Linked DNA regions of Homo sapiens: region 2 is linked to region 1. The links are chromatin loops, found by intact Hi-C in ENCODE. Cell type or tissue: heart left ventricle. All regions are shown on one strand. Links, peaks and the distances in the headings refer to the core of each region. The heading gives the core; the rest is flanking DNA. Region 1 overlaps FLNB (filamin B). Region 2 overlaps FLNB (filamin B).

Region 1 (14,612 bases), core at 5,920-8,419:
TTAGTAGCTGGAGAAACAAAAGCCGTTGTGCAAGTGTTTTAAATTTTTGCCCCATCACATGGAAAAAGTACCCAGGCTGACGAATTTCTTCCCATCATTAAAACATAAAGATCTGCATTAGTCACTCAGTGAAGTAAAACCCACACAAATTCTACCTTTGGGAAAGGTGTTGGGCGTTCCCTGGCTACACCAGAGATGGCCTAAAACTGACATTTGGTAGCGCTGCAGTATTAGAAATCTGGCCCAATTATGAACAGCAGGCAGCTGGTGTCCAAGGAGTAACTGGGGGAAGTACACGGTTCATGCAAGACACAGACAGATTCCTTCTATCCATCAGGGCAAAGACTAATACTCGCCAACTCCTCAAGAGAACCGAAAATACTGGCCCCCAACCTCCCATATCCATTCCTGTCCCAGGAGCCACAGAATTCCCTGTTGGCAGCCTCCTCTGTCACCCTAGCCCAGCGACTTTGATGCTGTTTGTACAGGGCATAACCCAGAAGTCCAGTTTCCAAGCACTAACCACTGTAAAAATATTGTCGCCAGCTCCATGACACCAAGTTGGATAGTGCGGGGGTTTACCACCACACCCAGGGCAGCAAAAATTTTGACAGATGGCAGGCAGCCCCACCATGACCCCAGATGCCAAAGAGCTAGGAGGGAAAGTGCTGCCCAGGGCCAAGGCAGGGACGAGTCAGACTCCTGGGGGATGGGAGCAGCTGGCACAGCCACCCTTTACTCCAGGTTGAAAGCACACAAGGCAGTCAGCACAGCCTCAGCCTCATGGAGGATGTAACCCTGGCAGTCCCCCACCTGTCTCTCCATCTCCACCCTCCTCCAAGAAGCCCTGAAAAGAGAAGCGGTAGCCCATGGCATTAACGTGAAGACTTATTTTTCCAAGGCTAAGTGGGAAGTGCAGGGTCTCACAGCAACAATGCTGATACTAACACCACAACAGCAGCAGCTGACGTTTACCAAGCACTTACTATAAGCCAGGCACGGTGCCAAGAGCTTTAGAGGCACCTTCTCTTTTATACCTAAGAACTCTGTAAGGCAGAACATTTTTTGTTTGTTTGTTTGAGACAATCTCGCTCTGTTGATCAGGCTGGAGTGCAGTGGCATGATCTCGGCTCACTGCAACCTCCGCCTCCCAGGTTCTAGCGATTTTCCTGCCTCAGCCTTCCAAGTAGCTGGAATTAAAGGCACACACTACCACCTCCGGCTAATTTTTGTATTTTTAGTAGAGACAGGGTTTCGCCATGTTGGCCAGGCTGGTCTCAAACTCCTGGCCTCAAGTGATCTGCACGCCTCAGCCCCCTGAAGTGCATGAGCCACAATGTCTGGCCCCTGTAAGACAGAGCATTTAAGGATCACATTCAGCATATGGACGACAGGCTCCTGGAGGGAAGCAGCTCCCTGGTGTCAGCCAGCTAGCTACAAAGCAGCAAAGCCAAGACTCAGGCCCAGGAGCAAACACAAGACCAGGACCTTACTGCCGCTGCTGGGAGAGCATCTTTCCAAGAGGGTGGTCTGGGACAGGCAAAACCAGGAAAGAAAAAAAAATGAGAGGGAAGGCCAGGTGCAGAGGCTTATGCCTGTAATCTCAGCAATTTGGGAGGCTGAGGAGGGAGTATCACTTGAGCCCAGGAGCTCAAGACCAGCCTGGGAAACATGGCAAAACACTACCTCTACAAAAAATGCAAAAATTAGCCGGGTGTGGTGGTGTGTGCCTGTGGTCCCAGCTACTCGGGAGGCTGAGATGTGAGGATCACCTGAGTCCTGGAGGTCGAGGCTGCAATGAGCCGTGAATGTGCCACTACACTCCAGCCTTTGCCACAGAATGAGATCCTATCTCAAAAAAAAAAAAAAGAAAGAAAGAAAGAAGAAAAGAAAAAAGAAAAAAAAGAAATGGAAGGGAAGGACATTACAGGAGACAAAAGAAAGGGTGAGGGAGGGCAATGGAGCTACTTAAAAAAAAAAAAAAAAAAGGAAGGCTGGGCTCAGTGGCTCACGCTTGTAATTCTGGCACTTTGGGAGGCCGAGGCGGGCAGAGTATGAGGTCAAGAGATTGAGACCATCCTGGCCAATATGATGAAACCCCGTCCCTACTAAAAATACAAAAATTAGCTGGGCATAGTGGCGGCACCTGTAGTACCAGCTACTCAGGAGGCTGAGGCAGGAGAATCGCTTGAACCTGGGAGATGGAGGTTGCAGTGAGCCAAGACTGCACCATTGCAATCCAGCCTGGCAACAAAGCAAGACTGTCTCAAGGTTAAAAAAAAAAAAAAAAAAAAAAAAAAAGGAGGCTTGGCCAGAAGACCAGAAATGCAGAAATGCCACTCATGATGGTTCCTACTCAACAGTTATCCAAAAACCCAGGTTGCCTCTTCTTCTAAAAAGAGTCTGTTAGGTAGGAGGCGGTATCTTTGGCCTATTTCTGGGAGTATTCCCAACCACCTTTCACCTTCCTAGATAATTAGATTGCTTCTTCATCTAGTCTGGAGAGACCACCCCCAGGTCCAGGAATTAGGGGTGTGAAAGACGGGAAAGGAGAAGAGAGAAAGGAGGTTGGTGGGGAGCATGATGACCACCATTCATGGGGCACTTACCCCAGCCCCCACCACCACCTCCAAGGACTGGGTCAAGTGATTTATCAGGATTATATCATTTTATCTTCGATAACGCCAGTAAGGGGGTACTGCTATAGTCTGGGACACAAACTCAGAGAGGTCAAACAACCTTCCCCAAGTCTGCCAGCTAGAAAGCAGCAAGGTCTATCTGACCCATGCTCTGAAGCACTCCGGAAGTGGCTGGATCTGTATCCAGAAGTGGTTTCCATTCCATCTCCTCTGCCTCCTGGCTGAGACAGGATGGCTTCATGGGCCTGGTGTCCTCAGGGCTATTGGGAAATGGTGCCTCCAAAAAAACAATACCATGAAGACCTTAGGGCTACATATAATTTTCAGACTTCTCAAAGTTCCCAGGCAGTCAAGGGTGAACCAAGCTGCCCAAGTACATTGTCAGGCTCACATCTGAAACATGTTTAAACAGCTAATGGAGCTGAGCAACTAAAAGCTAAATGAGTTTCTATGCTGGGCTGCCTATGAGACAAGGTCACAATAGTTACCAAGTATAATAACTATTATTAAGAGACCCTGGCAGTCCCAATAAAAGTAGGTCCTAAAAACTTTTAAGAGACAGAAAGTGGCTGGAACACCTCCATGCCGTGGTTGACCAAACATATTTCTAGACCAAGGGAGACTTGCAAACCACAATGAGACTCAAATGAGACCTTTCATTTTAATGTTGGACAAAGCTCAGCAATAACTCAATTGAAGACGAATCTTGTTATAACCATCAGTATGACCAAAATTATTTCACAAAGCATTTCCAGTCCACAGTCACTTTTTTCCTGAGAAAGGAATCTCTTTCTTCCCTATTCTGATTAAAAGGCAGCTGTAAGCAAAATCCCCTAAAAGTAGAAAAAGATTCATTAAAATTCTTCACAGGTGATTTTTTTCTTTATATTTTTCTGTGTTCTTGCAATTTTTTGCAAAGAGTAACAACTACAGATGTAACTTTTTAATGCTCCAATAAAAATTTATTAGAATTGAATTTCAGGCTGGGCACAGGGGCTCACTCCTGTAATCCCAGCACTTTGGGAGGGCCAGGTAGGTGGATCACTTGAGGTCAGGAGTTCAAGACAAGCTTAGCCTGTCTCTATAAAAATACAAAAATTAGCTGGGCATGGTGGCACGTGCCTGTAGTCCCAGCTACTCGGGAGGCTGAGGCAGGAGAATCACTTGAACCCAGGAGGCAGAAGTTGCAGTGAGCCAAGACTGCAGTTTGGGCAACAAAAGGAGACATCATTTCAAAAAAAAAAAAAAAAAAGGCCGAGTTCGGTGGCTCAAGCCTGATCCCAGCACTTTAGGAGGCCGAGGCAGGTGGATCTCGAGATCAGGAGTTCAGGACCAGGCTGGCCAACATGGTGAAACCCCGTCTCTACTAAAAATACAAAATAGCCAGGTGTGGTGGCATGCAACTATATTCCCAGCTACTCGGGAGGCTGAGGCAAGAGAATCGCTTGAACCCAGGAGGCGGAGGTTGCAGTGAGCCAAGATTGCGCCACTGTACTCCAGCCTGGGAGACACAGCAAGACTCTGTCTCAAAAAAAAAAAAAGAAGCAAATTTCAAAGACTTGCTGAGCTGATGGCTTTCCTTGGGAAAGCAGTAAAATATGAAGATTAAAATCTCAGACAAGAATCTGAGTAATAACCACACACTCACTGGCCAATCTGGGTGTGCCTCAGTTTTCTCATCTGCATAACGGGAATTACAACAATAACTACTTCTCAGAATTGCAATGATGTTTTGTATAGCTATTAGTAAGAAGCGTTTATCACAATGCCTGGTACTTTGTATGGGCTCTCTCTATATTCACTGTAACTAATGAAACTGTTACTATGATTGTGACTTTCAGTAATTTCCTATTAAATTCATTTTCTGAGCTTCACCTGGAAAAGGCCTTGTTCTCTAACAGTTGTTGAAGCAAATCACAGATGTCCAGAGAATGAACATGAACTGCTGAGTTCTTTAAGTTCAGCATCACAGTCCAAAAACGAAGTGTTCCACTGGGACCCCAGACCCAGTTGTCTACTACATATAATTCCCACTTCACTAAAGGCAGCAAAGAACCACTGTTTTGCATTTTCTGAATTGCAAATAAGTCAATGTACCAGTCTTAATACTCAAGCTATTATACTAGAGACTGTTTATTTAACAAGTTATTTATTAAATTCCTATTAAGTGCCAAGGTCAGAGCCACAGAGGTAAACAAGAGACACAGCGCCTGCCCCTGGAGCACTGATGACCCGTGGGAGAGTAAGAAGGCCATTTAGAACACCAATACGGCTCAGTAAGAGGGCAGTGTGGCCAAGTGAGGTGGCTCATGCCTGTAATCCCCACACTTTGGGAGGCTGAGGCAGGCAGATCGCTTGAGCCCAGGAGTTCAAGACCAGCCTGGGCAACATAGCAAACCGAATCTACAAAAAATACAAAATTAGCCAGCAGTGTTGGTGTGTGTGCCTGTAATTCTGACTACGTGGGAGGCTGAGGTGGGAGGATCGCTTGAGCCAAGGAGGTCGAGGCTGCAGCGAGCTGTGATGGCACCACTGCACTCTAGCCTGGGTGACAGAGCAAGACTCTATCTCCAAAAAAAACAAAAACAAAAAAACAAGGTGTTGGGTGCCCAGGAGAGGACCTCATGCCCAACTTTGGGTGTGACTCCCCATGGATGTCAGACAATAGTGCTGAGAAAAAGGGATAGGAGAGACAATTAGGTAAGAGGTGCACACCTGCAGGAAGTGTAATGTGACACCTGGATCACATCCTGTAAAGGACTCCCTGATGGGAGAGCCATCCCCCAGGTGCTAGCTTGCCTCCTTTGGTGGAGATAAGGAATGTGACAAGCCACTGCCTAGGTGCTTTCAAGCCAACTCTGCCAAGGCGCCTCACTCAGAACACATTCTGGGTTCTGCCTCCAGATGGCTAGAAGCTCCACCGAGGGCCCCCATCCCAGCAGCAGCACATTCCTGGTCTTCCAGCAGGTACCCCTCCCTGCCTCTGCTGAGAGGGAATCTTGTAAACAGAACCCTGAACTCTGCTCAACTGATAGCACTACAGACTCACAAAGGCCTTTTAGGGTCTCAGCTCAAAGACCTTGCACCTCAGGTCCCCTGGGAGGCAGGGCCTGGTCCCATACTCTGGCCTGCTTTACCCCACACCAAGGGAACAATCAGTTTGTTCCTGGGCAAGAAGCACCAGGCCGGGCCCCTGCTCCCACAATAGGCTGTAGATGCCAAACCATTCTTGTGTCCCTGGAATCTGATAAACCACTTCAAGGAGGTGCAGGGAAACCAGGGTGATACGCACAAGAAGTGTGGTACAAGCATGATAAGAACTTATTTTCTTGGGACACGGGGGAAACTGAGAAATCCTATTTTAGCCACCAAGAAACCTTTCCTGCCCCGGCCTCCCTAGGAGGCCTGCCTCTCCCTCAGTCACACTCAGCACAGGCGGAAGGTAGCACCGTTCCTGCCTGTTGAAGGAAAGCTGACTGCTGCTTGCCATCTTTCATCTTAAAGTCTGAATTTATGGGCTTGCGGCAAATTTACATAGTGCCTGCCACAAATCCCCACCCGTTTCCCTATAGTTCGAATGCCAGAATTCCACCCTGTGTTCCAAATAACTCCAACCTCTTTAGTAGCCTTTTTTTTTTTTTTTTCTGGAAAGGAAATTCCAGAAAACTTGTCTGGCATGGTAAAGGCTGACAGCCTTATGAAAATACTCAGAAAGGTGACCCATTTAGTCAAAAGAGCTTTCAGATCTCTATGAGAAAAGGAATTCATGCCAGCATAAAGGGCCTTCAGAGAGAGAGAACAGGAGTGCTGTGTTAACACCCAGACCTTTCAGCAAGCCAGCCCTGCGACGGCTGGGGAGGCTGAGCCCTGAATGGGCTGGACGGACCAGCTTTCTCTCTCAGGAGAGGTGCGCCTCAGGAGATGCCCGTGGGGATCACAAGTTCAGCTCTGGCTCACACAACTTTGTGCTGCCACAGCACGAGGCTACCTGCAGATGAGCGGAAAGCTGCCTGCTTGGATTGGAAGCAGGCTGCCCACTTGTGCCAGGGCCATGAGACTGATAAAGGCTGGGTGCTAGGCCTGGAAAGAAGGGTGCAGTTGCTGGGCTCACCAGCAAACACAACCCAGCACACCCTCCCACCAGTTAAACAAGGTAGCAGAAGAAAAGGGTGTGGGTGAACTCATTCCTGACAGAGCATAGCTGTGCCTATGTCCGCTGTCACCAAGGATCTCCTGGCATAGTTGGCTCTCAACAACACTCCCCTCAACACACACACACACACACACACACACACACACACACACACACACACACCCCTGTGGTGTCATGGTGTGTGCTGTGAGCCCTGCAGCCAGGGGGAGTTCCAGGGACACCTCCTTCCTCACCTCTGGTTTCTAGACCTCACAAACAAAAGCCCTGCCCACCTCCTCCAAAGCAACCTTTAGCTGGTCCCTACTGTCCACACCTGCGGTGACATTACTGCCCCCTGGAAACCAAAGGCAGGGAAAGAACTGGAGCAATGTCTCCAAAAACTGGAAAAGGTCCCAGTCAGAGCTCCACGGTGTGGGAAAAGATATGGTAAGTAGCCCCCAAAAAGTTTTGTTCTGTAGAAGGAAATTTCAGTTTCACATGAATCAAGCGCAAATGAGTAAAGTTTGGAGCAAAGCAAAACAGGAAGAAAAAAAATCCACAGAAGCAGAAAACAGTCTCTTCTACACCCTCTCACTACAATATATCTATTTTACTTTACAGAGTGTGAAACTCAGTTTTGACACAAAAGTCCTTTACAGCATGATGCAGGCAGGGATTAGGGATTAAGCCTGACCTGTAAAGTGAGGCAGAGCTGAGCCTCAGTTTTCTCATCTGTAAAATGGAAACAGATGTCAACCTAAAAGAAAGAGGCAGAGGCTTAAAATTTAAACTATTAAAGAGTTTACTTGAGCCAAAGTGAAGACAGCTGCCTGAAAGACTCAGGCCCAAGTAACCTTGGATATGAGCTCTGTTTGGCCTTTGTTACAAGCAGGTTTTTAAAAGCAAAAGAGGGGACAGACAGGGAGTGGGGCTGATACAAAGTTTTTTGTCAGGAATTCTCATTGGCGTACAGAAATAGCATTGATTAGTGGTTGGCCATCCATCGTTAAGCTATAGGGTGTGGATTATGGTACTGCGTGCAGCATTATTAGATTAATTTATAACTAATTGTGACAATAGCAATTTCTTTGTTTTAGAAACGGGTCTCACTCTGTCGCCCAGGCTAGAGTGCAGTGACGCAATCATAGCTCACTGCAGACTCAAACTCCTGGGCTCAAGCTATCCTCCCAACTCAGCCTCCCAAGCAGCTACAACTATGTAGGCTTGTGCCACTGCATCCAGATAATTTTTTTTTTTTTTTTTTTTTTTGTAGAGATGTGATCTCACCCAGGCTGGTCTTAAACTCCTGGCCTCAATAGATCCTCCAGCACCGGCCTTCCAAAGTGCTGTGATTATAGGACAGGCATGTACCACCACACCTAGCCAGCAACCAATTTTAAGAAATGAATACATAGGCGGGGCACAATGGCTCACACTCGTAATCCCAGCACTTTGGGAGGCCAAAGCAGGCGGATTACCTGAGGTTGGGAGTTCGAGACCAGCCTGGCCAACATGCTGAAACCCCGTTTCTACTAAAAATACAAAAAATTAACTGGCTGTGGTGCCAAGGCGCCTGTAATCCCAGCTACTGGAGAGGTTGAGGCAGGAGAATCGCTGGAACCCGGGAGGCAGAGGTTGCAGTGAGCCAAGATCGCGCCACTGTACTCCAGCCTGGGTGACAGAGTGAGACCCTGTCTTAAAATAAATAAATAAAAATAAAAATACCAAAACTAGCCAGGCAAGGTGGCAGGCGCCTGTAATCCCAGCTACTCAGGAGGCTGTGGCATGAGAATCACTTGAACCCCGGAGGCAGAGGTTGCAGTGAGCCAAGATTGCACCACTACACTCCAGCCTGGTGACAAAGCAAAACTCTGCCTCAAAAAAAAAAAAAAAAAAAAAAAAAAGTCAATGAATACATAGCTCAAAGAGGGTAGCAGGATGTGTTCGCTGTCTCATTTAATGTCTTTCCAGGCCTGATACTTTAAAAGGACTCACCTTCTTCCGATAAAAGTTCTTTTCTTTTCTCATAGATGTAAAGCCACTAGTTTTGCAGAGTTCACGAGGATTAGAAGTAGTATAAGTAAGATAGACCAATGCTCAGCAGACGGAAGGTGTGAGAAATACTAGATGTTATATTAGAGGATGAATATCCTCAACAGTGCACACCTCAACATTCAGTACACAGCCAGCATTATTTGTATGTATTCTTGGTACCAAGAAGAGCCAAAGAATAATATGTAGGAGGACAAGGGTCCTCCTTGCCAAGCTTTTTACATGCGCTGCTTAGAAAAGCCAGATTTTGATAATGGGGAAAGGGAGAGAGTCAGCGGCTCTGTCACAATAACTCAGTCTGATAGGCAGTCTTGCCTAAGTGAAAAACCAAACTGCTTCTTTGCTTATAGTACAAGAAAATTTTGGCCAAGGGCATTCTACTGCATGGGATCTGGCCAAAATTGTTCTTTGGTAAATGCTGTACTCAAACAATGGGCATAAGTAAAATCTCATCAAATTGTTTTTAAAAATAAACAGTTTGCAGAAGAGTTACAACAACCATCTACAGTTTATCAAAGGAACACATTTAAGTCAGCTGCTCTAAGGCTCTTAGAGGGCAGGAGCTTCAAACATAGCTCAGTATTTTTCTTTGTCCTCCTCCCCTCCCACAGAATAAATCCTGACACTGGCCAGGCGCGATGGCTCACACCTGCAATCCCAGCACTTTGAGAGGCCAAAGCGGGCGGATCACCTGAGATCGGGAGTTCGAGACCAGCCTGACCAACATGGAGAAACCTCATCTCTACTAAAAATGCAAAAAAATTATCCAGGTGTGATGGCGCATGCCTGTAATCCCAGCTACTTGGGAGGCTGAGGCAGGAGAATCTCTTGAACCCGGGAGGCGGAGGTTGCAGTGAGCTGAGATAGCGCCACTGCACTCCAGCCTGGATGACAAGAGCGAAACTCCATCTCAAAAAATAATAATAAAAATAGAATAGAATAATAAATTGTGATACTAAGTGGGCCTGATTAAAATACCCAGTAATTCCGTCCTCTGTACCATCTATACCTACTCTCACCTGCTGGTTCATCACTTCAGTCATAAAGAGACCCATTTGGTTTTCTAATCATTTTCCCCAAAAAGCTTTCTTCCCAGTACATGGACTCAGTTTCCCATGAAAAGTTAGTTAGGCACCTTAAAAATACAAGATCACTTCTCAAGCTCCTGAAGAAGAAAGTATTGTTGTTTATTATACAATAACCTGAGCCAATTTAGGGATTACTGTGCCCGTTTAATGAATAACTAGATTTACAACAGTAATGTAAGATGGCTTCTAGTAGAATGTCATGAAAAGCAACTGTAATCATTATAAAAGCAGGAAATAGCCCCATTTAGATTAAAATGGCTCATTCCATTGAATATTTTCATTAGTTAAACTTATTGTTGGGGGAAGGTGTTACAATTACAGATCCAGCTCCTTAATTTAGAATACTCAAAGATGAAAATTAAAAGCAGAATAACAAGAATATGGAAAAAAGAAAAAAACTAAATGTAGAAACACAAACCTTCACGGGAGCCTCCAAAAGAGGTATGTCCACCCCAAGGGGACATAAGATAATCCGTTAGAGCCAGGAAAAAAACAGATTTTATATTTGGATTTGTCATCTAAAAAGAAACTAAGATTTACTAATATTTAATATACAAATTGACAGTAGAGTATGTTTATAACTTATAAATATATATAAATACATATATAAATATATATATATATGAGGAAGGGGCACATACAAAACTTTCTGCTAATAGGAATGACTGGAGCAACAGGTGAGACCCCTGAGATAAACGACCCCTTTTGGCTGGGTTTACTACCCTACACTAAACAAGGGGCTGGATGCCGTGGCTCACGCCTGTAATCCCAGCACTTTGGGAGGCTAGGTGGGTGGATCACCTGAGGTCAGGAGTTCGAGGCCAGCCTGACCAACATGGTGAAACACCATATCTACTAAAAATACAAAATTAGCCAGGTGTGCACATGCCTATAATTCCAGCTACTTGGGAGGCTCAGGCAGGAGAATCTCTTGAACCCGGGAGATGGAGGCTGCAGTGAGCCGAGATCATGCCACTGTACTGCACTCCAGCCTAGGAAACAAGATTGAAACTCCAACTCAAAAAAAAAAACAAACAAACAAACTCAAGGAGCATACCCCATAGGCAGCCTCCAGTTTCAGAAAGCCCTTGGTAAACCAGCCCTGCCCACCCCTCCACTGCCCCTCTGACCTGAGCATCAAGACCTCTAAACTGACACACTCGTCTGCTCCTGTGTAAATGTCTGTTTGCCTGCCTAATTCTAGTCACGCTTTAGGTCTTAGCTGAAAGGTCCCTTCCTCCAGGGAACCTTCTAGATTACCCATACCCAGCCTAGGGGCAGGTGCTCCTCCTTTTCAGAGGGCTTGGCACCTAGATCCTTGCTACTTACAGCACGGTGCACAGACAGCAGGATCTGAAGCTGACTGGAAACGCAGAATCCCAGCCTACACCCCAGCACCTACTCAATCAGACCTGCATTTTTAACAAAGTCCCCAGGTGATGAGCATGGGCCTGAAGGTTTGAGCAGCTCTCCTCTGCATGGCTCTCCCTGCTTGCTTGTCTCTTCTCCTCTGAGCAGTATCTGAGGCAAGCAAAGGACATGATCCTCTCATTCCTGTTGTCCTAGCACCCAGCACAGGGCCTGGTTCAGAGATGGGCTTTCATATATTTGTTGAATGAGGAAAGGAAGAAAGGATCTTGGGAGACATCTTCATCAGACGTTCTGAACTTGGAGAAAGGGAACAGCTAACACACCAGATGACAGCAATAGGATTCCAAAAATATCTGGACTGGCCAGAGAATAGACAGAAGACAAGACAAAGTCCTGGACTTGGGTCCAAAAGCACAATATTCATAGTGATAATGACAACACTGTGCTATAACTTAACCTCATCAAATATAATGCTCCCAGCAACTCTAAGATAGCAACTATTTTGCTCTTGCATTTTATAGACAGGGAAGCAGGCACAGAAAGGTTAAAGCAGTGGACTAGAGTTGCACAGCTGGTATCAGGCAGAGTGCGGATTAGAATCCAGACAGTCTAGCTTCAGACCGAGGCCCTGAATCACTAGGCTACATCCAGTTTTGCCTAGGATATGCTACCTGGAAACTGATGTAGCAAAGTTGGCTGGGTCCGGTGGCTCACGCCTGTAATCCCAGCACTTTGGGAGGCCGAGGCAGGTGGATCACGAGGTTGGGAGTTCGAGACCAGCCTGACCAACAAGGTGAAACCCCATCTCTACTAAAAATACAAAAATTAGCCAGACATAGTGGCGCACGCCTGTAATCCCAGCTACTCAGGAGGCTGAGGCAGGAGAATTGCTTGACCCCGGGAGACAGAGGTTGCAGTGAGCCGAGATCACGCCACTGCACTCCAACCTGGGCGACAGAGCAAGACTCCATCTCAAAAAAAAAGAAAAAGAAAACGCAAGGTGACTGGCACCCTGACCATGGAGCTACTGGAGGCAGGGCCTAAAGGCTCCAGGCCCTGGGTATCTGCTCCCCTAAGGAGCAGGGCAGCCATCCTCAACTAAGCCAGCAGCCCACTCCATGGTACCTGCCTCACAGCACAAAACCAGGACCCAAGAGACACAATTTGGCTCCAAATCAAAGCCCTCCTTTAGCTCAGACTCTCCAAGAACGAAGGCGGCTGCCGACTGGCATGCTGGCTCCGCCGTTGCTGGGAGAACTCCACAGAGGCCCAACCACCATCTGGAAGTGATTTGGCCCAGAGATTCCTGAAAGGGGTGGGAGGCTGGAATGACCAGACGCCTGGAGCTCCCTGTCCAGCTTGGAAACAAAGCTGGTGTGAATGGGCCCTGGAGGCAGCCATAACATAGCAGGGGGCAGCCCCTTTCAAGGAGGTGACACCCTCTAGGCAGTCCATAGCCGTATTTTAGCAAGTAGGATCAACCTTAGCCAACCAAGCTGTTCTCCCCAGAGCGCGCTGATTTCAAATGCCCTTTCAGTGTGCAAACCTTTCCGGCATGACTTTTGAGATTATTAAACAGTGCCTTATTTAATTAACAGGCATTCACAGAGCACTTACTATGTACCATAAACTGTGCCAAGCACTTTAAAAATTATTAACTTGTTTAATCTTTATAACAGCCTTTTAAGAAGGTAGTTATTATCCCCATTTTAGTGATAAGGAAACCAAGGCACAGAAGTTTCTAATAGCTACTTAGTGGCAAGTGGGATTTGAACCAAGAATCCTTGCTCTTAACTACTACACAAGTGACATTGAATGCTAATGTGCCACCTTGTACATGGCCCACAACTTGTTATTAATAATTCTGACAAAGCATGCTACTTTGCTACTTTTTTTTGAGATGGAGTTTTGCTCCTGTTGCCCAAGCTGGAGTGCAATGGCATGATCTCAGCTCAACACAGCCTCTGCCCTTGGATTCAAGCTATTGTCCTGCCTCAGCCTCCCACGTAGCTGGGATTACAGGCATGCACCACCACGGCCATCTAATTTTGTATTTTTAGTAGAGATGGGGTTTCTCCATGTTGGTCAGGCTGGTCTCAAACTCCAGACCTCAGGTGATCCACCCACCTTGGCCTCCCAGGGTGCTGGGATTACAGGCATGAGCCACCACGTCCGGCCAACTTTGCTACTTTTTAAGCACTCTCTGTACTACCCAAAAGACATGCTGGCATCTGCTAGACATGCAAGAAAGAGCAGAACTTAAGGTTATTTGGAAATTATTTTGGTAGTAGTAGCACAAAAGGGAGAGGAAGGAAAAGGAGCTGACTGGACCAGTGACCCACCACCCTGGAAGCTGCCTAGTGACCCGAAGTCTTGGGAACACGCACCCTGCCTGCTCTGGCGCTGGCCTGGTTTAAGTCAGTCAAGTAAACTTTAGGGTTAGACCACATCCTCTGAAAAGGAAACAATTCCTTTCTCTAAAGGCCCAAAACAAAACACACCACCCAAACTTCTAGGCCTTGATCATCATTCTTGGGCTGAGAGACCCCTTTTCCTCCCAGCTGGCTGGACTGCCCCATGTCAGAAAGGTTTTTGGAAAAACAAGTAAATAAAACTGCCAACTCCTGGCAAACAGCTGGAATTAAAGACACTGAGTCCTCACTATGAACTGCCCATCACATAACAAGAAACGTAAGGAAATTTTCAACTTTTGGATGGCGCCTAGGGGCCTACCTTACAATGAACCACAAATGTGAATCAATAGCCAGGGTTGTCTTTCAGTGAATTCTAGGCAGAAAAGCCAGAGTCCTCTGGCAGCTGTTGAAACACCACCTATCTCAGAGCTGGAGGCATGTACACAATTCTAATGACTCCACAACTGTCTGGTCTTATCCAAAGCATACAAAACCCTGTATTCATTCAATGATACCTTCCCTGACGATGGAATAAAACATCATCCATTGGGTAGTAGGAAATCTCAACCAACCAACCAAAACACAATGAGGAAAACACAAGAGGCAAACTGATCCCACTTAATTCCCGGCTGACTCTCAACTTGTGAGACCTTCATCACAGCCCAGAGGATTCATCCTGCCAATCATGGAAGGCCCTGACATCCCTATTTTGTCCAAGGTCAGAGGTTCAGAGTGTGGGTATCCAGCCACCACCCTAACACCTAAGACTTGCAAACCTAGTGTTGCAGGGACCCTCTGATGTGGAGAGAAAAGCTGTATTTTACTCATCTCTGAAACTGGAAGGCAAGTCAGTTAAGGCTCCAATTCAACAGCTGGGCAGACCTGGGTTTCAGACACCATTTACTAGCTAGCTGGG
Region 2 (14,612 bases), core at 5,580-8,079, 45 kb before region 1:
ATCTTCTTTGTGGATGAGTTCCCCAGAGGTCAAGGAGATGGTGGCCTTTTACCTCTCTACTCACATCAGGAGGGCCCAGATCCACGCAACCACGTGTATGCCTACTACATTCCTGCACCAAACCATCCAGGGAGTTCCCAGAGGTCAGTTCCAGCAGCTTCTCTCCTGGTTGTTACTGATTAACCACGGTGGCAGAGGTGGTAGCCCATGAGGAGAGGCATGGACAGACACTATTCCACATTTTTGCCCTCCTGAGAAGGAATAGGTCATCCTTTGGCCACAATGCAGGTAGCTGCTGAGTCAGAAACAGCCAACAAAGTGACTGTAAGAATCAAGGAGAGGCCAGGCATGGTGGCTCACACCTATAATCTCAACACTTTGGGAGGCCGAGGCAGGAGGATCACTTGGGGTCAGGAGTTCGAGGCCAGCCTGGCTAACACGGTGAAACCCTGTCTCTACTCAAAATACAAAAATTAGCTGGGCATGGTGGTGTGTGCCTGTAATCCCAGCTACTTGGGTGGCTGAAGCACAAGAATCGCTTGAACCTGGGAGCCATAGGCTACAGTGAGCCAAGATCACCCCACTGCACTCCAGCCTGGGAGACAGAGGGAGACTCTGTCTCAAAAAAAAAAAAAAAAAAAAAAGAATCGAGGAGAGATAGGGGTGTGTAGGCCAGGCGGTTCATCTCTGTAATCCCAGCACTATGGGAAGCTGAGACAGGAGGATAGCTCGAGCCCAGGAGTTCAAGACCAGAGCCTGGGCAACATAGGGACACCCTGTCCCTACAAATAATAAAAAAAATTAGTCAGGTGTAGTGGTGCATGCCCATTAGTACCAACTAGTACTTGAGAGGCTGAGGCAGGAGGATTGCTTGAGCCAGGAGATCGAGGCTGCAGTGAACCATGATCACGCCACTGCACTCCAAGCTGGGCAACAAAGTAAGACTCTGTCTCAAAAAAAAAAAAACAAGAGAGAGAGAGAGCAAGAGAGCCTGTAATCCTAGCACTTTGGGAGGCCAAGGAGGGCAGATCACGAGGTCAGGAGTTCAAGACCATCCTGGCCAACATGGTGAAACCCAGTCTCTTCTAAAAATTTGCTGGGCGTGGTGGCATGTGCCTGTAGTCCCAGCTACTCGGGAGGCTGAGGCAAGAGAATCGCCTGAACCCAGGAGGCAGAGGTTGCAGTGAGCCAAGATAGCACCACTGCACTCCAGCCTGGGTGACCGAGTGAGACTCCGTTTCAAAAAAAAAAAAAAAAAGAGAGAGAGAGAGAGATGGGGTGTGTGCTTGACACAAGTTACCAAGGCCACACACACTCGCACTAAGACTTGGCCATCTGGGGAACAGGATGCCATGCACTGTGCACTCTGCCCCCTCATCTCTACCACCCGGAGAGGCTACATGGTAGAGGGGTTGCAAACACAGGCTCGGGAACCAGTAGCTTGACTAGATACATCGGTTTGAACAATCCATCTCTGAACCTTATTTTTCCTCATCTACCAAATAGAAATGGCCATGGTCAACTACTTCCCAGGGCTGTTATAAGGAGTAGGTAGGTTAGAGAATGCCAAGTGTCGGCCGGGCACAGTGGCTCACGCCTGTAATCCTGGCACTTTGGGAGGCCGAGGCAGGCAGATCACTGAGGTCAGGAGTTCGAGACCAGCCTGGCCAACATGGTGAAACCCTGTCTCCACTAAAAATAAAATTAGCAGGGCATAATGGCAGGCGCCTGTAATCCCAGCTACTTGGGAGGCTGAGGCACGAAAATCACTTGAACCCAGGAGGCGCGGTTGCAGTGATCCGAGATCACACCACTGCACTCCAGCCTGGGTGACAGAAAGAGACTCTGTCTCAAAAAAAAAAAAAAAAAGAAAGAAAGAGTCAAGCACAATGCCTGTCTCACAGTTGGCCGCTTAATAATGTTCCCTCCCTCCCCTCCATCCTCATTTTCCTAATACTTAAGTACCTGCTATGTGCCAAACACTCTTCCCTAGGGCCAGACATCCACAAGCCATACTCCAAGTGTTTTGTGCAAGCAGCAAGAAATGAAAAGAAGTACCTTGTGAATTAACAGGTGGTTGAAATGTTCAATTTGTCACTTCTCTGAGCCAAGCAATTAATTAGGAGGGCCATGACTGCCACCTCCAAGGCCCCTGCTCTCCTGCTCCAAAGGGAGGCTGACCCCTAACGCTGCAGCGAACCTGGGGCACGTGAGATCTCTGCAAGAAGGACACGTCTGAGAAAGAATTTTAGGTGGTTCTTGGTGTTGCTCTGAGGGTCTTGGGCCATGCTGGTCTTCTAAACCACCCGGCTCAGACGTGTCCTTCTTGCAGAGATCTCATATGCAGCACCAAGAACCACCTAAAGAACTGAACTATGGGCCGGGCATGGTGGCTCACGCCTATAATCCCAGCACTTTGGGAGGCTGAGGCAGGAGGACCTCCTGAGGTCACGAGTTCGAGACCAGCCTGGACAATATGGTGAAACCCTGTCGCTACTAAAAATACAAAAATCAGCCAGGCATGGCGGTGGGCACCTTGTAATCCCAGCTACTTGGGAGGCTGAGGCACAAGAATCACTTGAACCTGGGAGACGGAGGTCTCAGTGAGCCGAAATCACTCCATTGCACTCCAGCCTGGGCAACAGAGCAAGACTCCATCTCAGAAAAAAAAAAAAAAAAAAAAAAAGAATTGAACTACTGATATTTTATCAGACCTCCCTGAAAGAAAAGAGCAGCACATATGGGTCAGGGGTCTGGCCCCTCCTTTTTTTTTTTTTTTAAAGACAGGGTCTCGGTCATCCAGGCTAGAATACAATGGTACAATCTCTGCTCACTGCAACATCCGCCTCCTGGGCTCAAGCGATCCTTCCACCTCAGCCTCCTGGGTAGCTAGGACTACAGGCACATGCCACCCACCTGGCTAATTTAATTTTTTATAGAGACAGGGTTCCGCCATGTTGCCCAGGCTGGTCACAAACTGGCCCCTCCTTAACATCCCAGTTTACTGTGCCCCATGCTCACCTGGCCTGGAACTCCTTCCCCATCCCCTCTCCCTCTAATGCCTCTTCTATATCCAACTCTGCACAAAACTAGAATAGATCCTGTCCGTCTTGGCTGCTTGGGTGAGCCTACAGCAGCAGCAGCAGCAGCCTGTGAAGAGCTGCTGCAAGACCACCCCACATTGAAGAGCTCAGATCTCCTGCATCCAGACCCCAGGCCAGCAGGACCTGGTGCCCACTGACAGCCCAGGTCAGCTTTGCAGTTTCTCTCCATCCTTGCCTGTTTTCTGAGCCCAAACAAACCATGGCTGAATTGTAGGCTTCAGCTGTCCAAACAAAAGGGCATTCTGAACCAAAGCGGGGACAGCTGACAGCTCTCCTCAGTTCCTCAGTCAAAACCTAGCCAGATGCAACCCATCTCCCCAGACAGCAGGTTAAGGAGGACCATGTCGGTCAGCTGCCCAGGACCAGTGTCCCATTTTCAAGTCCCATATCCCTTCCATCCACACAGCCAATGAACTGTGCACTTTGGCTCAGGTACCCCAGAGGCCCCTGGGTAGGATGAAGGGGACCAAGCTGGCTTATCTCCTCCTGCTCAGGGCTTTTCTCCAGGGCCTTGATCCAATAAAAGGCTGCATGCCAACAAGGCAGACTTAAGGCCCTGATAACTGATGCCTATCTGTGGCCTTTGTCCCCTTCTCCCTCCCAGGCATGCAACTTCCACCTAGATGGTCAGTCAGCCTCCCCTGGAAGTCAGTGCTGTGCCTGTCTTTCAAATAAGCAACAAATGATATGAAATGAGCCACGGCTTCAGGACCTGAACAGTGGGCATGCCTGCTCCATGCACTCTTTCCCCGATTGCCAGCCAGGAGCCCAGACAGCGCAGTCACCTGGCTTTGGCCTGCACTAGGAGAGGCACAGCAAGGTGAGGGAAGGAACCTGGGTCCCAGTATCAGATGCCCTGCCAACCTGAAGACCGAAAAAACCCACACTCTACATGCTTTCCACAACTGTTTTTGTTGTTATTGTTTTTAAGAAAACCTCTGGCCAGGCGTGGTGGCTCACGCCTGTAATCCCAGCACTTTGGGAGGCGGAGGTGGGCGGATCACGAGGTCAGAGATCCAGACACCCCGTCTCTATTAAAAAATGCAAAAAATTAGCCGGGCGTGATGGTGGGCGCCTGTAACCCCAGCTACTCAGGAGGCTGAGGCAGGAGAATGGCGTGAACCTGGGAGGCGGAGCTTGCAGTGAGCCAAGATCATGCCACTGCACTCCAGCCTGGGCGACAGAGCGAGATTCTGTCCCAAAAAAAAAACAAAAAAAAAACAAAAAAACAAACAAAAAAAACCTCTTTGTTACAGTGGTTAAACTATAATGTGGGGATGTTCTGGGCTTTGGAAGACCAGAAGTCTCATGGGCCTATCTCAATTGGTAAGAGAAAACATAAACCACAGTAAAATACAAGTAGACAAGGGGGCCGAAGTTGGCTGGATTTCCAATTCTCTTTCTTGCTCATGAACTACTCAAAGATCACAAAGAAGCTGTTTGAATTAATTTTTATCCATCACTGTGTCAAGGGTTCAGTTAATATAAAGTTGACTTGGCAGGTCTTTTCATGTTAGTAGTTTTTCAAGAGATGATACAGTAGATCAGGAGCACCAAGTGGTGCTAGTACACTGTGTTGAGAAGGATTCTGAGGCCACATCTGGATTCAGCAAAAAAAAAAAAGACTGCTAAAATGCATTAGAAATGTCTTCCGTGAACAGGGCATGGAGAATGGAGGCAGTGAAGATTAGCAATGCCTGCCCTGGGCATGGCATGGGGGAGTCGTGGCCAGGATTTCTCTGCAACAGAACTGAGTAAACATTCCCTAATCCCTGATTTGAGATTTCTACTATAGGCCCATAACACATTCCTTATGCATAACCTCAGACTTCAAATTCCCTATTTTGCCAACTATTCCTTCTGTTCTCTCTCACTTGCTGGACAATTTTTGCCTCAAATAGTTGGAACGAATCACTTCATAAATACCTTATTGTTATTTTGGGATAGAGAGTTTGGTGAACTTTCAGCTCATAGTATCTATGATGGTGTACTGCTTCATAAATTATCCCAAACACCCTATTTCTGGTTAACAGGAATCACTGTATTTAAAAGTTCCATTTTCATCACCCAATGCCTTTATTTTCAATGCCACTTTTGAAAAGGTAAAATTTTGAGAATTACTTAATATCCAACAACAAAGCCACACTGGACTAAATAAATGATCAATGAGACAGGTCTGCTAAAGGGCCTAGGATACAGTAACTATCTTACCACTTTCTAGCACTGGGAAATCCTTTAAAAGTCAAAACGAGGATTCCAACCTCTTGTTAGAAAGGTCGAAGAAGGGAAACAAAAAAGCAGGGCTTGATGGCTTATGCCTGTAATCCCAGCATTTTGGGAGGCCAAGGCAGATGAATCACCTGAGGTCAGGAGTTCGAGACCAGCCTGGTGAACACGGTGAAACCCGTCTCTACTAAAAATACAAAAATTGGTCAGGCATGGTGGCGGGCGCCTGTAATCCCAGCTACTCAGAAGGCCGAGGCAGGAGAATAGCTTGAACCCAGGAGGTAGAGGTTGTGGTGAGCCGAGATTTCGCCATTGCACTCTTGTTGCCACTGGGCAACAAGAGCAAAACTCTGTCTCAAAAAAAAAAAAAAGAAAAAAAGAAAAAAGAAAACTTAAAGAAGAAGAAAAAAAGTATAGACACTCCAAAATGGTCAAAGCAATTGCGTTCTAAACTAAGTTTTAAACCTCAAAGCAACAGGTTGCTATACAAACTCATTCTGTTGCTGCCACACAGTTCTCCTGGACAACTGACAGTTCAAGGCCCCCAAGGACGCCTGGGCATGAGCAGAAGTGGAGGAGCTCAGAGCCCAGCCCCCAAGAGGCTCAGGTTAAAGCCCAGCATGAGCTCTGGAGGCCTCAGCCTGATGGCAGTCTGTGTCTCGCTCACAGCTTCCAGCTACAACTGCTCGGCAAACATTTCCAGCTGAAATAATAAATGCTGGCTGTGAATGGAGGTCCTCGTGACCCTTTGACTCCAGCTCAGTTTGTCATGTGGTGAGGCCACCTCACCTGAAACACAGCCCATGCTCCTGTGAGCTCAGTCTGGCCCACCCTGGGGCTGTGCACCCCACAGGGAATCCCTCGAGGAAAAGAGTGATGGGTGAAGGCAGGAGGAACCATGCCAGGGAAAGACTCCTAAACATCTCTTCTCCTTAGATCCACAGCAACCAAAATACAATGGCAGCTCGCTCTCTTCCAGCCCCCTCTCCTGGGCCAGACCCTGTGCCACTTGCATCACCTTGTGCAATCCTCACAATGACCCTGTGAGGGTGGCTTTTAGGGTTAATCCCATTTTACAGATGACATAACAGAGGCCCACAGAGGTGAAGCCAACTGCCAAAAGTGACACAGGGGGAGAATCTAGATGGAAACTCACTTCTCTCTGTTATCAAAGCCCAAACTCCTACTCTTGCTACTTCGCTGAATCTACATCATCTCATAACAACTTGATGAGGTGAGTTCAGTTATGACTCCCATTTTGGAGATGAGGAGACAGTGCACAGAAGTGATCCACACACATGCTGTGCTTGGGAGGTAAGCCAGGCTTCTCTGCCCACCAGGGCAGGGCCTCTGAATTTCCACCTGACTCAGTCATTCCCATGATGCCTGCGCTGCCGAGGCTCTCGGGAAAAACATGGTGGACAGGCAGCGTATGAACCATATAAACACAGGGCACAGAAGCACACAGAGCACAGTCCCCTTGTCTCAGCCATGACTGACTCGGCCTCTACCACACCCTGAGAACTGGGGAATTTTTTTTTTGAGACAGGGTCCGGGGTCTTGCTCTGTCACCCAAGCTGGAGTGCAGTGGCACGATCACAGCTCACTGCAGTATCGACCTCCAAGTCTCAAGCAATCCTCCTACCTCAGCTTTCTAAGTAGCTGGGACTACAGACACCTGCCACCACGCCTAGCCAGTGTGTGTGTGTCTGTGTGTCTGTGTGGTGTGTGTGTGGCGGGGGGAGACAAGGTTTTGCCATGTTGCCCAGGCTAGTCTTGAACTCCTGAACTCAAGCAATCTGCCCACATTGGCCTCTCAAAGTGCTGGGATTACAGGCATGAGCCACTGCACCTGGCTGGAACTGGGGATTCTAATGATAATGGACTGTCCCTCCATTCAAGAGGTCCCCTATGCATGCCGCACTGCTTGGCACAGAGCTATTCTCAGGTAACTCCTTGAGGGAATCAGGGAACTTGAGAGAAGATGCAGCTCTGCTCTTATTTACCCAAACCTATCAGCCTGTGTGTTTTCCAGAAAACAGGAATTAGAGTTACTCACATACTACTTGAAGATTCAATTTGCTCTATTTTTCTTTTCTCATATTCAATAAATATTTCCTAACTGCCAGCCAGGTGCTGTGGCTCATGCCTATAATGCCAGCACTTTAGGAGGCCAAGGCAGGTAGATCACCTGAAATCAGGAGTTTGAAACCAGCCTGGCGAAACTCAGGAGTTTGAGACCAGCCATGGTGAAACCCCATCTCTACTAAAAATACGAAAATTAGTTGGGCGTGGTGGTGAGTGCCTGTAGTTCCAGCTATTTGGGAGGCTGAGGCAGGAGAATTGCTTGAACCCGGGAGGTGGAGGTTGCAGTAAGCCAAGATCGCACCACTGCACTCCAGCCTAGGTGACAAGAGTGAAACTTCGTCTCAAAAAATATACACATATTTTCTAACTGCCTACTGAGCTCCCAGCTCTGTGCTGAATACCAATTATACTTTTAAATGAGAAAGTTAAATTGGCTTGAAATGACTCTACAAAGAGATAATGGCGTTATTATAATGAAAACTGGTGTCTCCACAGGGCAAGACATTGAGGACCTTTTAAAGGAAGAAAAAAAAAACCTTTTGGCTTTTTGTCCCTCATATTAGGCTATGTTTCCTGGGAGTTTTTTCCCCTTTTATAATAAAAAGTTAATAATAATAATAAATAGGATAGGTATTTATCCTTTAATTGCAAACTTACAAAAGTTGAGCTTTGTTACAAAGTCAGATCAAGGTGGCTTCCTTGGTTTAAAAGGGGAGAAATCAGCTTCCATTTTTCCCCTGTAACTCACCTCAAGTTACAACTCATATTAGCCTGCTGTAGAGATGGCAGCCTGCCCAAAGATTGTGAAGTCATAAAAGGGAACAAAACTCCTAATTTAAAGTCTTGAGTAGGAACCAAGCTGAGGAAAATTCCAAATAATTTATAACCGCTGGCTCTGACCATCACCACAGAAAAGGGAGGAAACCACAAGAAAGGAGGCCCTCAGAGGACAGATAGGGGGAACTCTGCCTGCTTTACCTACACTGACACTTTCTGGATGGCTCCTCCCTGTGCCCTGTCTTTAGCTCAGCTGACGGCTCAACTTTATATCCCCAAATCTGGACCTTTCAGCCCACAATTATGTGAGGAGGCCTCCAAACACACGTCCCACCCAATCCCAACAGAGCTCTCTGCAAACTCTCTCAGCCCAGGGACCGACCTCCTTCTTACGGGTGGAATTCCATGCCACCAACATCCAAAGTAAAAGGCATGGTGCAGGGATGGGTGGAACCCACTCAAAGAAAGGGCAGGTCGCTGGCTGAAGTAACTGGTGGCCAAGTCACCCAGGAGTCAGGGGCATTAAGTCAGTTAGTGATGGGGCAGCTAGAAGTTCAGACGTCCTGCTGGGGCGTCAGAGAAGCCTGGTTCACCTCCCAAGCACAGCGACTTGGCAAGCTGTGTGACCATGAGTGGGTCGATTCCCTGTGCTCAGTGTCCTCACCTGCAAAATGAGAGTCGTAACTCCCTCGCCTCATCAGGCTGCGGTGATACGATGGAGTAAAGCAAGCAAGCAGCACTGCCTGACGACTGTCCCATCAAATTCACGGGGGCTACTACAACCACTGTTATTACTACCATAGTATTATAACACACACAAGTTTGGGAGCTAAGGGTGCCTCCCCGTTGGCATTGTGAAAAGGATTCAAGCCATTCAATTCTGGTTCAAGACTGCTCAGAGCCGAATGCCCTAGAATTCCGCCTTCTAGCACAGATGAGCATTCCATCTGCTAATGACCACAAGAGCTGGGTCCCTAATGGGACACAGCATTAAGGCTGATAGAATCAAGATGTTTCTTGCTCGGTGAGCTGCTGAATGAACTGGCAGTGTGCTCTAGTCTGCAGGCCACCCCAACTCCTCCCACAGATTCCGGGGCAGTCTGCAGGGGCCAGGCTGGGGCCACTGCTGATAGAAAATTAAACACAAGGTCCGTAAATTCAATTTGAAGTTCCCTAACATGATTTCTTTTTCTAATGGGAGGTGGGGGAGGTTTTGATATTAAAGTGATCTTTAGCCATTAAAGCAGTTCATTACAAGACAACTGGTGGGGGGAGGGAGGGAGAACTGAAAACAAATGCCTCCCTGACAGTAAGTGGTTAAATAAACTTTACATTCAAGCAAGAGGAAAACAGGGTGCTGTGAAAAGAATAAGAAATGTTTGTTTGTTCCAATATGAATAGGCTTCTATGATGTATTAAGGGAAGGGGATAATTTGTAGAAAAGTATGAATTGTACAATCCTGTTTTTCAGAAGTCATGACTGCATCTGAACAGAAAGATCTGGAAGCATAAACACCAAACTGTCCTCACTGGCTCCTTCTAGGAAGAAAACTAAGAAGCTGATGGTGGAAGATGGGCTTTCATTTTATTGTTGTTATTTATTCTGCATTGCTTGATTTTTTATTTTTATTTTTTAATGGAGTCTCGCTCTGTCACCCAGGCTGGAGTGCAGTGGCATGATTTCGGCTTACTGCAACCTCCGCCTCCCAGGTTCAAGCGATTCTCCCACCTCAGCCTCCCAAGTAGCTGGGATTACAGGCGCCCCCCATCATGCCCAGCTAATTTTTGTGTTTTTCTAGAGACAGGGTTTCACCATGTTGGCCAGGCTGGTCTTGAACTCCTGATCTCAGGTGATCTGCCCACCTTGGCCTCCCAAAGTGCTGGGATTACAGGCATGAGCCACCACACCCAGCCCCCCCAAAAATTTAATTTTTAAAATTTAAACTACATATGTTACTTTTTTTTTTTTTTTTGGAGGCCAGGGGGAGACAGGGTCTCACTCTGTCACCTAGGCTGGAGTGCAGTGGTGCAATCACGGCTCACTGCAACCTCGACCTCTGAGGATCAGGCTCCCGACTCAGCTTCCTGAGTATCTGGGACATTTGGGTCCCAAGTAGCTGGGACAGTCACCACCATGCCTGGCTAATTTTCGTAATTTTTGTAGAGACAGGATTTCGCCAGGTTTCCCAGGCTTGTCTTAAACTCCCGGGCTCAAGCAATCCTCCCATCTCGGTCTCCCAAAGTGCTGGGATCACAGGAATGAGCCACCATGCCCTACCCATCTGTTACTTTTATAATAAATCTTGACATACATCATCAAAAAAAGAAACATAGTACAATACATATGAAGAACTCTTCATCTTAACAAAATTGCTTGTCAGGATCTATAGGTACTAACGTGGGAAAATCAACAGGTATTATGAAATGATAAAAGCAATGTGTATGACAGGTTCAAATTTGAGTACAGGGTACTACAGAAGTAATATAATTGAATTCATCTATGTACAGACTGTCTCTTGACAAGACAAAAAACTGTTCCCAGACCATGCAGTTGCTTCTGGAAAGAGCAGCAAGGAATAGAGGTGAGGTGGGGTGGTAGGGCAATGGCCTTTCACCTGTTTGTTTAAATCGCTAGTGCAATGTTACCTATCAGCAAAGGAATACCTGGAGACTCTGTGGGTTTGCCTGATTGTCTTTCTGATGCTCCTTGGCTCAGCTTTCTCAGTGGCCATCCAAATGCCTTCCATTCCTCACCAGACACACCCGTCCTGGACAAGCAATCTCCCAGCCTCAGGAGATGGACTTTGCCATTTCCAAACAGCTTGCCAGAGGAGTCGATGTTGAAGATTACATTGCAAAAGATGGAGTCATTTGGTTGCCTTTGGGCATGTTTTTCTTTTCTTTTCTTTTCTTTTCTTTCTTTCTTTTTTTTTTTTTTTTTTTTTTTTTTTTTTGAGACAAGGTCTTGCTCTGTTGCCCAGGCTGGCCTCAAGCAATCCTCCTGCCCCAGCCTCACAAGTAGCTGGGACTACAGGGGTGTGTGCCACCACGCCCAGCTAATTTTTTGGGTCAGCCAGGCACAGTAGCTCACGCCTATAATCCTAGCACTTTGGGAGGCCAAGGTGGATGGGTCACCTGTGATCAGGAGTTCGAGACCAGCCTGGCCAACATGACAAAACCCCATCTCTACTAAAAGCACAAAAATTAGCTGGGCACAATGGCACACGCCTGTAATCCCAGCTACTTGGGAGGCTGAGGCAGGAGAATCACTTGAACCTGGGGGTGAAGGTTGCAGTGAGCTGAGATTGCGCCACTGCACTCCAGTCTGGGCAACAGAGCGAGACTCCATCTCAAAAAAAAAAAAAAAAAAAGAGAGACAGGGTCTCACCATGTTGCCCAGGCTGATCTCAAACTCCCGGGCTCAAACAATGCTCCCGCCTCTGCCTTCCAAAGTGCTGGAATTACAGGCATGAGCCACCACACCCAGCCTTGGGCATGTTTTTCAAGCCACCAAAAAACAAAAACAAAAAACACCCACCTTCCTAACTCCCTTGCGCCCCCGTTCACTTGCACCCTAGGAGAGCTTGTCCATTATGCAGAGGTCCGACCTCCCAGTGAGAGGTGAAACCTGAGGGCTTGGCCCTGTGCAGTTACCCCCCTGAATCCTTACAGCTGCTTTATGAGGAACTGCTGTTGGCTCCATTTTCCAGATTAAGAAAAATAATGAATAGGTCAATTAAACCCAAAGTCAGAGTTGATAAGCAGCAGAGCAGGAATTTGAACCCAGGCCATGACTCCAGAATCCACTGTTGGCTATTTCACCCTGGAGACCCAAACGGGAGTACACAGGAAGATGCCCAAACAAGGACATGATGGTGTTACAAAAGCTTTAAAAACTCAGAACCAAGTAGGGGGAAAATGCTGAGGGTTACATCATCCTCCTAAAAGAGATTTATCAGTGTGCCCCTGAACTCTGGCCCGTGATAAACGGTCGTGGCAGTAAGATAAACAGAACAAGTACACAGCAGATCGGCTTTGCTGCTAAAGGGGGAACACATTCTAACATTCCTGAGGCGCACTGTCCAAGGGCAGGCCAGGCAAGAAACACACGATAAATATCCAAGGCATCACCCCATCCACCAGCTGCTGCCGTGGCTGGAGACGCAGTCCACAGTCAGGGCTCTTTATGACCAGCTCATCTAAACAGTCTGCACCTTAGTCAGAAGCTGCTTCCCGGCTCAACAAGAACCCCAGCTGCAGTGTCTACATCTCAGAGCAGCTCTGCCTGAACCTAGCTCTGAAAAGCTAGGTCCAGCATCCCCCTAGACCACACTCACAGACAAGGCTCTCTCCTCTTACCACCTGGCCTATTTACTAAAGTTTTTCCTTCACTCATGTTTTCTTTTTTCCTTAGCTTAAGTAATTATGTCCTGGAAATCACAGGTTTGATACATTAGTTGCATTTTATAAACACATGAAAAACACATGTTAGAATTTTTAAATGTGTAACATGAGTATCATCTTCAGTACCACCTCTTAGAAAAGACTACCAGATGTTAGCTGGTTTTTCCAGAAAAGGGGGTTTCAGTGGCCAAACAACTGGGGGCACACTAGACTAAACAATTTTTTAACTGCTGCAGGACTTCTCAGAGCCTTTAACATGCCAACGTACATTGACAATCTCAAAGAGAGGGCTACAGTGTCACAGGGAATTTGCCAACACTATTGGACTAGCGGATGTTTAAAAATTTTATCTCCAAAGAGACTAATGTTCTCCAGAAGATAGTTTGGGTAAGTCCACTTTAAACTGCTCTTCAGATCCTCTATGAACAAGTCTCCCAAACATTCCCAGAGGCTGGGAGGTTACATTCTATAAAACTGGCAGGAGTGAGGATGAGACACAGGCAATAAACACACAGAAAGAAAGGAAGACAGGAAATAAGGAATTGGAGCTTTCTCTAATCTACAACTTTCTGTGGCAGTGATTAAGAAATGAGAATCTCGCTATTTGGATTCAAGAAGTTTTGCAGATAAAGGACAATAAAAAGCAGTTTTCAAAACGCTGTCCCTAATTAAGGATGCTAAAGGGAAGCACACCCTTTTGCACAATCCTTAGCCAGTGTTTATGAAATTCAGGCGACAACCAACTCACTTAAAAACCACATTAAGGAACATCTTATTGTTCCAGTGCAAACTGTAATTCTTAAACAACAGGCGATGATTTTGAGGAATTTGGGCGAAAACCAGCTTCTCCTCCTTTCTAGGTTTCCTTTAGAGCAATATGTTGTCTGTGACGAAGATTTAGACAAGTAGGAAGATGCAGGGATGGAGCCCCATAATTTGGCCCACTGCTTACATCAGTAGAAAGAGAGGGAGTCGTCCTGATGTGGGCAACTGGAACATCAAATTATGTGAAAGGGGGAAACCTTCAGAACCTCCAGCCAACTGCCGCTTCACTCTAAACTTCCTACACAGGAGAGGAAAGATAACTTAGTAAAAGTTAGTAAAAACTATTTCTGTAATAACTAAAACACATCCAAGTAGCATCCCTAATGCTACTGAAAGATAAAACGCTCACATGCACAATAATAGCAATGAGCCACGAAGCTTGAGTGCTAAAAAAATCCACTCAACTGGCCAGGCACAGTGGCTCACCCCTGTAATGCCAGCACTTTAGGAGGCCAAGGCAGGCGGATCACCTGAGGTCGGGAGTTCGAGACCAGCCTGACCAATATGGTGAAACCCCCAACTCTTAAAAATACAAAATTAGCCCGGCGTGGTGGCGCATGCCTGTAATCCCAGCTACTCGGGAGGCTGAGGTAGGAGAATCGCTTGAACCTGGGAGGCGGAGGTTGTGGTGAGCTGAGACTGTTCCACTGCACTCCAGCCTGAGCAACAAGAGCAAAACTCTGTCTCAAAAAAAAATCCACTCGACTTACATGTGGTATTAGATCCAAATCTGAGATTCCATCGACTATAATGTAAGTGTAACCAACCTAACCCAACAACCACTAATCAACAAATAATTACCAAGGGACCACCCACCCAGTCAACCAACTACCAAACTACTCATAAAAACCCAATTGGATTCATCCTAGACTACTCTCTCCCACCAAATCCACTCTCCCTGAATCCTGTTAGCTGCCTCTAAGTTGTTCCCTAGCCCAGCAGCCATCATCTAATGTCAGGCCCCTTTACTGGCCTACAAATCAAAACTCTTCCCAAATCTCCCCGCTGAACCCAGAGGGTAACCTCATACCCTTCAGGCACAGCTCCATCTCAGGAACCAACAAAACACTTCTAAAGCTAGGTAGAGGCAGACAGGACAGATTGGGCACAAAACATTAGAAAATTGAAAGGAAATGAAATTAATAGAAGTATAATTCAGTGCTTGCAAACCATCATCTTCACTAATTA

The links. Hi-C counts contacts between places; a loop is a spot of excess contacts. Peaks named below come from ENCODE experiments on the same cell type or tissue, not always from the same donor. Only the 100,000 strongest peaks of a DNase experiment are listed, where the experiment ranks them.
Region 2: a loop joins it to region 1, with 1.8 times the contacts of the local background. A loop is called at or near these places in 33 of 110 quality-filtered maps.

Annotation. Positions count from the first base shown.
Region 1 is chr3:58,012,391-58,027,002 of GRCh38, reverse strand. All of the region lies in intron 1 of FLNB (filamin B), which reads right to left. Among named protein-coding and RNA genes, the nearest start is that of FLNB, 11 kb to the right of the region's middle. RefSeq lists enhancers at 4,285-5,266, 5,267-6,247, 6,248-7,230, 11,346-11,859, 11,860-12,372 and 2 more. In heart left ventricle, for the core only: a CTCF peak has its summit at 6,990; a DNase peak (open chromatin) is centred at 6,534; H3K27ac peaks cover 1,388 bases.
Region 2 is chr3:58,057,307-58,071,918 of GRCh38, reverse strand. All of the region lies in intron 1 of FLNB (filamin B), which reads right to left. Among named protein-coding and RNA genes, the nearest start is that of FLNB, 56 kb to the right of the region's middle. RefSeq lists an enhancer at 5,616-6,493. In heart left ventricle, for the core only: no CTCF peak of the experiment used is centred there; no DNase peak of the experiment used is centred there.